Regions from separate parts of the Mus musculus genome. Here region 2 is linked to region 1. A link is a loop called in an ENCODE intact Hi-C map of the cell type or tissue named here. Cell type or tissue: left cerebral cortex. All regions are shown on one strand.

Region 1 (4,000 bases):
TTTGCCACCACCCCCTCTGCCCCCTCCCCCCCAATAGCCCTGAAACTCTTAACATAAATTGCTCAAATGTGTTCTACATTCTTGGTGCGTGTTGCTGTAAGAACATCCCTCTCTCAGCTATCTCAGCCATTTAGTGTTTGTGTTTTGTTTTTCTCGCAAACCTGGCCCAGCTTCTTACCCCTGCAACAGAGATTTATCTTCTCAACTATGCTTTTTTTGCATGAGGGACCCTTTTCGGTGCACACCTGACCCCTGTATAGAATCCTGCCCGTCTTCACGTCTACTCTATGCTCCTGCCTGTCCCAAAAAAGCTGGGTTTGGCTTGCCAGTCCCCCAGCACTGCCCACTCTCTTCCCATCATGGCTCCTCCCCTTCCCAAAATCAAACAATTTTCCCCAGCCTATCTCTCCTCGGCTTGACCCCACTCTTCCCCAAAACCGCCCAACCTCTACCAATACGGCCCCTCCCTTCTCCCCAGTACAGCTCCGCCCCACTCCAGAACAGCTCCACCTCTCCCAAACAACGGACCTCCTAGCTCTGCTTTGACCCTCCCCAGAAAGACTTTGCCTAGCTCCACTACTTTCTAAAAGCCTCACCCCTCCCCAGACCTCCCACGCCCCTCCCAAGCACGGCAACGCCCCTTCTACATCAGCCCAGATCCCCCACAGACAGGTTCTTTTAAAGCACAGTCCCTCCACTGCAAGGATCTCCTTTGCCTCCTTAGCCAGGATATGCCCCTCCCAGCTCAACCTTCTCCAAGGCTCCGCCCTTCCCCATCAAAACCTCTGCTCCCTCCTTCTCCAGGGTACTGACCTGCTGACCCGCCACAACTTGCACATGGAAAAGAATTTAAAAGAGCTCCGTACAACACACGATAACCTCGCCTGGGGCCTCAACTGCAAAAAGATAGGGCACGATGTGGACTACGATGTGGTGCGTCTGCGCCTACGCCAGCGCCACCCGCACGTGTGCTATGAGCAAGCGCAGCGCCTGGTCAACGACTGGGACCCTCCCACACCAGCGCGCAGCCAAACCAATACCGCCTCCAAGTGACCTCAGCTTGCCTTGGTCTTGTGGGGCTGGAGCGGATACCCCCAGATACATGGCCCTCCCTCTGACTAACCTTCCCTCCAAACGCCCTCTATCAGAACTATAATTAAAATATATTCTCATTATTAGCCACCGACTGTATGTCAGTCACATCGCAAAACCTAGTGTCTCCTCGCAGTCAAATTATTAGGATTTCAATCTTAGCAGCTGGTTTCAAGCTGTGTGGCCTTGGGCAAATCACTGCCCTTCTCTGACCTCAGTCTCTCAAGCCTGTAAAATGAATATAACAGCACCTATCTTAAACGATTGTGATAATGGCAGATGAGTATGTCAGTAGAAGATCTGTAGCACGGTTGCTGCCTATCGTAACATAAACTGTTGTTATTAACATCCCCATGTTACAGGTGAGGAAACTGAGGCACAGAGAAGTTAAGCCTCTTACTCAAGCTTCATTCATGGCTACAGAGCCTGCCCTCTTAGCAGAGTGCTTCCGACCTCCACTTCTGTCTTCATCCCACAAAAAGCATCAGGCCCTGAAACTAAGCAGGTTGGAGCAGTGGGCACAGCTGACATGACCACTGCCCTTGTGAAGCTCACATTCCCAGCAGCCCATGTTCTTTTCGGAGAGACCCTCGAGTGGCCCTGTTCACATCCAGCTGTAGCTCAGTTCCGCCCTATGTGCTCTGGAAACCTTGAACACCATCAAAGAACTCTACTATCTGTTGTCCCTAGATACCAGGGCCTGAGATACACAGACAAAGAGGGGAGGGTGATTTTTGCAGTCTCACTTAGAATCTAAATCCATGGATTCAACCAGTGTCAACTTTAAAAGAGTCTCAGGACCCCTGGGGCTCGGACTTCTACATCAGCACCTGTCAGGCTCTTCCTGAAACCAATCTGGAAGGGATACACTCAGCCTAAGGGAATTGTGGGAAGTTTTTGTTTGCTTGCTTGCCATTTAATTATGCATACTTGTATTGGGAGGTCTGTGTGCAGTTGACCCCAGAGGCCAGAAGATGGCATCAGATCCCTAGAGCTGGAGTTATAGGGTGTTGTGATGCTGGGAGCTGAGCACTGAATCCCTACCCTCTGCCAAGAGCAGTACACACTCTTAACCACAAAGTCATCTCTCTAGCCCTCAATGCAAGGGAACTTAGTAAAGAAATGATGGTTGATCCTCACCAATCAGATTCCATATTTGTGCATGCCCTTCCTTGATAAGAGAAATTTGGTAATCAATGCTGATGTTTGTGAGATCATTTGCAGACAGTCACCAAGCGCTGAAAGTTTCCAGCCATTCTGACTCCACAGGCTCCTCTAGCAGGAACCAAGCAGGAGAGGCCCTTCCTCCTTGCTGCAGCATCCTAATTGAGAACACGTGTCCTCCTGGCAGTATATGTAGTGCCCCTGGTTTTGTACTTCTCAGGCTTTTGGTTAATGGTTACATTGTGTCAGATGCCCTCCAGTGCTTAGAGTGCTGAAACACTGTCCAAGGTCTCTGACACAAAAACGTCATGATGTGTCTTTAAAAAAAAAAAATACTGCAAGGTGTGTTGTCACAGGTCTGTCATCCAGCATTTGGGTGGGGGCAGGAGGATCAAGAGTTCAAGAGTACAGATTTATCCTCAGTTACACAGTAAGCCCAAGGTCAGCTAGGGCTATAAGAAACCTTCCCTTGAAAGAAAGAAAGAAAAAGAAAGGGGGGGCTGGGTTAATCAAAACATTTCTACCACCCCCTGTAAGGCCCAGAAAACACCGCAGAACACAGGATGGGAAGACTGTAAGAGTCAGAAGATGAGGTAAAGGGTTAGGGAATGCAATCACCAGGATAAGACAGTTGTCATGAACTCATACCAGCTGAGGCAGCCCGCATCTGAACCTATGCAAGACTAAGCCTGTCAACAGTCAGATATGAATCAGGGAGGGACTCATAGCACCCTACTCCTCCCTGATGAATAGTAGCTACTGATATATTCCTGGAGAAGGGGAGTCGGTGGCTTAAATGGAGTGCCCATTGATCAACCCACCAGGCTCCAGTGGATACATCTAATCCAGTGGTCACACAGATGTCCCTGGTTAAACTCAGTGGGTAACAAAACAAAAAGACATCAATCCACAAAGGCAATTGATAGGGGTGGGAGGGAGATGTAGGGTGGGTGGCTGGGTGGGTGACCAGAATGTATCATATACATGGATAAGATTGTCAAAGACAAAGGTGTCTCAATCAGGAAACTGAGGGCCCGAGTTCGGATCCCCAGCACCCAAATCACAGCCAGGCCTGTCAACTGAGTCTGTATCCTCAGAGCTGCATCTTCAAAGCTTATTGATCAATCTGTCTAACCAATCTGTATCAAAAATAAGATGCAGAGTGATAAAGGAAGCCATCTGATATCAACCTCTAGCCTCCATATACACACATGTGTGCATGAACCAATTATGTGTAAGCACAAGTACACACACAAAGCTTCATGTCCTATAAGCTTCATTCAGGCATGCATTACAATGTTGTTTACTATAAACATGTCAACAATATCCAAGTCCTAAATAAACTGCCTTTAAATAGAAGCTGAAAACAAGGTTGGGTGTGAATTATTTGATCAAGCTGTAGTCAGAAGTTTCATTTCCCAAAGGAACCGTGATTCCGCGCCACCGATTCCGTGCTCACAGGGGTTTTCTGAAGCATAGCTAAGATCCCTAATGACTGTGTTTACAAAGATGTGGGTTGTAAGCCAGAAGAAAGCCCATGACAGGGTGACCTGCTGTTAACTTCTGCAGTTTTCCTCAAGTGGGTCTCCAGGACCTGATTCAAGAAGCTGTTAGGAAGTCCTGCAGGGTGAACCCCACTGGCTGCTGTCCCCTACAGGTAGAACCACCTGTTTTTTAAGCTCCAGCACTTCCTTCTCTGAGCACAGGACTGCTTGTTGATTCTCAGAAACCATCCTCAGGGATG
Region 2 (4,000 bases), 280 kb after region 1:
TTTGCTCTCTAGCTTAAGGGGCCAGGATTGGGGTAACAAGGTCATTGAAGTAAGACTGTACTAAGGAGCCGGGTGTGGTGGCACATGCCTTTAATCCCAGCACTTGGGAGTCAAAGACAGGCGGATTTCTGAGTTCAAGGCCAACCTGGTCTACAGAGTGAGTTCCAGGACAGCCAGGGCTACACAGAGAAACCCTTTCTCAAAAAAAGACTGTACTAAGGAGCAAAGGGGCAGAGTCCTGAAGGAGGGACAGCCAGGGAGGGCGGGGCCAGGCTGAGCTTCATGCAGTTCCCTCACCTTGGGCAGAGGTGTGCCGGCTTCTGAGACCCCGTGTCCTGCGTTGCTTGCCTCTTCCACTTGCTGGTACTCTTCCTTCACCCAGCACACTGTCCCTGGGTCCCCTGGTCCTCTGTCCTCTAGACTGCACCAAGGGCTCAGTGTCCTTATTCAGGTTGAAGATATGGGGTTCCAACTGCTCAAGGGAGGGGATCCCTTCCCCTTCTCTCATTCCTCCTCCCTTTTTATTGAATTTCTCATCATGCTCCCCAATCCCACTCATCTCTCCCCCTGTACCCACCCTTTCAACCTCCCTCCCCCCAACAGTGGAAAAAAAGAAGGGCAAACAATCTCGTTGTGGAAGCTGTAGTGAGTCCCACAGTGTATCCTTATGTCCACACCGACTTTGCTTGTAAACGTTCATTGCAATGAGTCTGTCAGGTACAGGGAGGGCCTCTGCTACACCATCCATACTGAAACCACACTGGGACTCCCCTCAGATTCCCCATTGTTGCCCTGTGTCATAGAGATCCTGTAGTTTTGATCTATGGGACCGGCTCCATCACACACTCCAGCAGCTCATGGATGGGGTAGATGCTAAGGTGGGCCAATTCAAAGCCCTGGATCTGGGCCTGAGAGGTACCTGAGCTGGTCAGCCCACTATACCCACACCACGGAGGTGAGCTATTTTTCCCTGCCCTAGCTGACCCATCCAACAGAGCAGCCAGCAAGGAGGAGGGCTCTCCTGCCTTCAGCTATGGCTCTGTTGTGCTGTCCAGGAGAGATGCAGGGCTGGCTCTCTCCTGGAGTGGAGCAAATGAGGGGTGTGGCTAGCTCTTCTGCTCTCAGGCACTGGGGATGGCTCACCTGCAACCCTTGTAACCAGAGCCAGCTCTATCATGCTGCCCAGGCAAGGTGCAGGGCCCACTCTCCTGAGTGTTACAGCCTGTGAGAGACAGGGCCAGTTCTTTTACTTTCATGACCCTGGGATCAGCTCTCCCTCCTGCCATAGGTGGCAAGGGACAAGGGATGGTAGGAGGGCATCTGTCTTAGGGTTTCGTTGCTGTAAAGGGACATGACCAAGGCAACCCTTAGAAAACATTTCATTGAGGCTGGCTTACATACAGTTTCAGAGGTTCAGTCCATTATCATGGGAGGAAGCATGGCAGCTTGCAAGCAGACATGGTACTGGCGGAGCCAAGAGTTCTACATCTTGATCCAAAGGTAGCAGAAGTTATTCCTCCGGCAGCCAGGGGGAGGTGCTCTTCTGCACTTGGTGGAGCTTGAACAGACCTCAAAGCCCATCTACACAGTGACACATTTGCTCTGCTCCAACGAGGCCACATCTATTCCGTCCAAAAAAGGCCACACCTCCTAATAGTGCCACCTCCTGTGTGCCAAGCATTGATACACATGAGTCCCTGGGGACCAGATGTATTCATACCACCACAGCATCTCTTTCCTTATCCCAGCCACTGCCCAGCAGACAAGTCAGGACTAGCTTTGCTGTGGTCATACCCTCAGGGTCGGCTCACCTGCAGCCCCCCACATCTAGGGCATGCTCTACTACACGCTGCCCATTGAGGGTACAGGGCCTTCTCTCCAGGGTTTTGCAGCAGGTAAGGGTCAGGGGAGGGGTCTTGAGAGGTGCTTACTGACCTAGGGACTCCATCCTGGTCCATGTGGACTCTTGGCAGTTCACCACACCTCTGTGCAGCCCTGGACAGGGGAAAGTAGAGATGGAGGACACTCCAACATGGAGAGGCTCAGTGAGCACAGTGGGGCTGGCACTGGCAGTGTCTATGGTGGCCTGGGGCCAGCACTCTCCAGTCTTTGAGGAGCTATTTCAAGAGGAACACCCCTGGGTCCAGAGCTGTGCTAGTGGAGGCAGGGTGTATATATTCTTACTGTACAACCTGGAGTGCAGATCTCATTCACATTACTGAATATGGGGAAGCAGAGCAAGAGAGAGGATAGCCAGGCAGTGGTGGCACACGCCTTTAATCCTAGCACTTGGGAGGCAGAGGCAGGCGGATTTCTGAGTTGGAGCCAGCCTGGTCTACAGAGTGGGTTCCAGGACAGCCAGGGCTATAGAGAAAAACCCTGTCTCGGAAAAAAAAGGGGGTGGGGTGGGGTGGAGGGAAGATGGAGAATGTAGCCTTGGGCTGGGACCCTGAAGTTTGTCCCAGTGCTAATCCTAGAGGACCTCTAGGCAGAGGAGTCCCCCCTGGGACTGACCCAGGTGTCTACAGGTTGCACCATCAGGTGGCTGTCCATTCATACCAGATGTTTCTGGGCTTCCCCTGCACCAAGCTGTTGATGAACTAGTACCAGGACTTCTAGCTAGAGTCCCTGGTTCTGGGCCTGGCTTCTGCCTGTGGCTGGGGAGCTGCCTCTAGCTTCTGCCGTGTGTCACAGACTGTGCCCCCCCCCCCCCCACCATCAGCCCTGGCTCCCCAAAGCTCCCTGCAGAGTCTCCCAGGCTCACCCTTCCGGTACCCCACAGGCAGCCAGGATAAACAAACTCTCCAAGGAGGCAGCAAAACCTTGCCCCACCCCTACACACACACACACACACACACACACACACACACACACACACCGTTTTCATTTCTGCTTCTGGCCCGGGGCCAGGCTATAATGGCCAAGGGTTTCATGTGACCAGAGCCACAGAAGGTGGCTACCAGGTGGAATAGTTCAAAGTTTGCAGAGAAGGGAGAGGGTAAAGGGACAGTGGGGACAGACTCCTGGTCTCCTGGTCTCCTGTCCCTCCCCCTTTCTCACTCGGCTCTGCCTCAGTGGAGCGCCTGGAAAGAGGGGATTTCCTGCCGTTTTGGCTCTAGTCTGTAGGTGGGCAGGGAAGGGAAGGGTGAAATCAAGTGTATCTTGTTGCCTGCTCCCATCTACCAGGCACCACCTTGTCTTGCTTCCTAGTTTTCTGTGGTTCTGAGGGCTGAGCCCAGGGCCTCGGGAGTGTTAACTAGCTAGACTGAGCTCTGCCCTAATCCTCTGTCCCCTCCCTTTTAAAACAATGTCTCATCTTGGAGGCCTGGCTGGCCTGGAAGTGACAGATCATCAACCACTAGTGTGGGGATTCATGATGTGTGCCACCATGCCCAGCTTCCCAATACCCTTGTTAAATACTGCCGGGGATAGAGCCCAGGACCCTTCCCATACATGAGTAAATACTCCCAGGTATACCTCCAACCCACTTCCTGCTGCAAGAGGGAAGCTTTATTATCTCAGGGGGTGTGTATACTTGTGTATGTGTATATGTGTATACTTGTGTATGTGTATATGTCTGAGTCCTATGTGTATCTGCAGAGCCTTCCTGGCACCATGATTTGCCATCATGTTCTCTCTTTTTAGATGTATTTTATTTTGTGTGTGCTTTGCCTGAATGTATATCTGTCCCTCCCATGCTTGCATGGTGCCAAAGGAAGTGGTGAGGCTCCATGTGGGTGCTGGGAATCGAACCCTGGTCCTTTGCAAGAATAACAAGTACTCGTAAACACTGAGCCAACTCTCTCCAGTCACCCCATCTCTCTCTCTCTCTCTTAAAGATTTATTATATCTAAGTATACTTAGCTGTTTTCAGACACACCAGAAGAGGGCATCAGATCTCCTACTGGGTGGTTGTGAGACACCATGTGGTTGCCGGGATTTGAACTCAGGACCTTCAGAAGAGCAGTCAGTGCTCTTAACCGCTGAGCCATCTCACCAG

What was found. A loop is a pair of places that touch in the nucleus more often than their neighbours do. Peaks named below come from ENCODE experiments on the same cell type or tissue, not always from the same donor. Only the 100,000 strongest peaks of a DNase experiment are listed, where the experiment ranks them.
Region 2: a loop joins it to region 1, with 2.4 times the contacts of the local background. A loop is called at or near these places in 1 of 42 quality-filtered maps.

What each region holds. Positions count from the first base shown.
Region 1 is chr10:78,744,102-78,748,101 of GRCm38, reverse strand. Ccdc105 (coiled-coil domain containing 105) reads left to right here. Exons shown (of 7, transcript NM_027630.1): 7 at 805-1,178. The coding sequence ends at 1,053. It overlaps Gm30400 (predicted gene, 30400), which reads right to left and starts at 972. Exons shown (of 5, transcript NR_155762.1): 1 at 814-972. In left cerebral cortex, a CTCF peak has its summit at 2,070 (motif pointing right); DNase peaks (open chromatin) are centred at 519, 749 and 915; H3K4me3 peaks cover 1,142 bases; H3K27ac peaks cover 465 bases.
Region 2 is chr10:78,459,527-78,463,526 of GRCm38, reverse strand. The region is part of intron 1 of Pdxk (pyridoxal (pyridoxine, vitamin B6) kinase); the gene reads left to right. Among named protein-coding and RNA genes, the nearest start is that of Pdxk, 3.4 kb to the left of the region's middle. In left cerebral cortex, CTCF peaks have their summits at 1,537 and 3,883 (motif pointing right); no DNase peak of the experiment used is centred here; H3K4me3 peaks cover 437 bases; H3K27ac peaks cover 1,638 bases.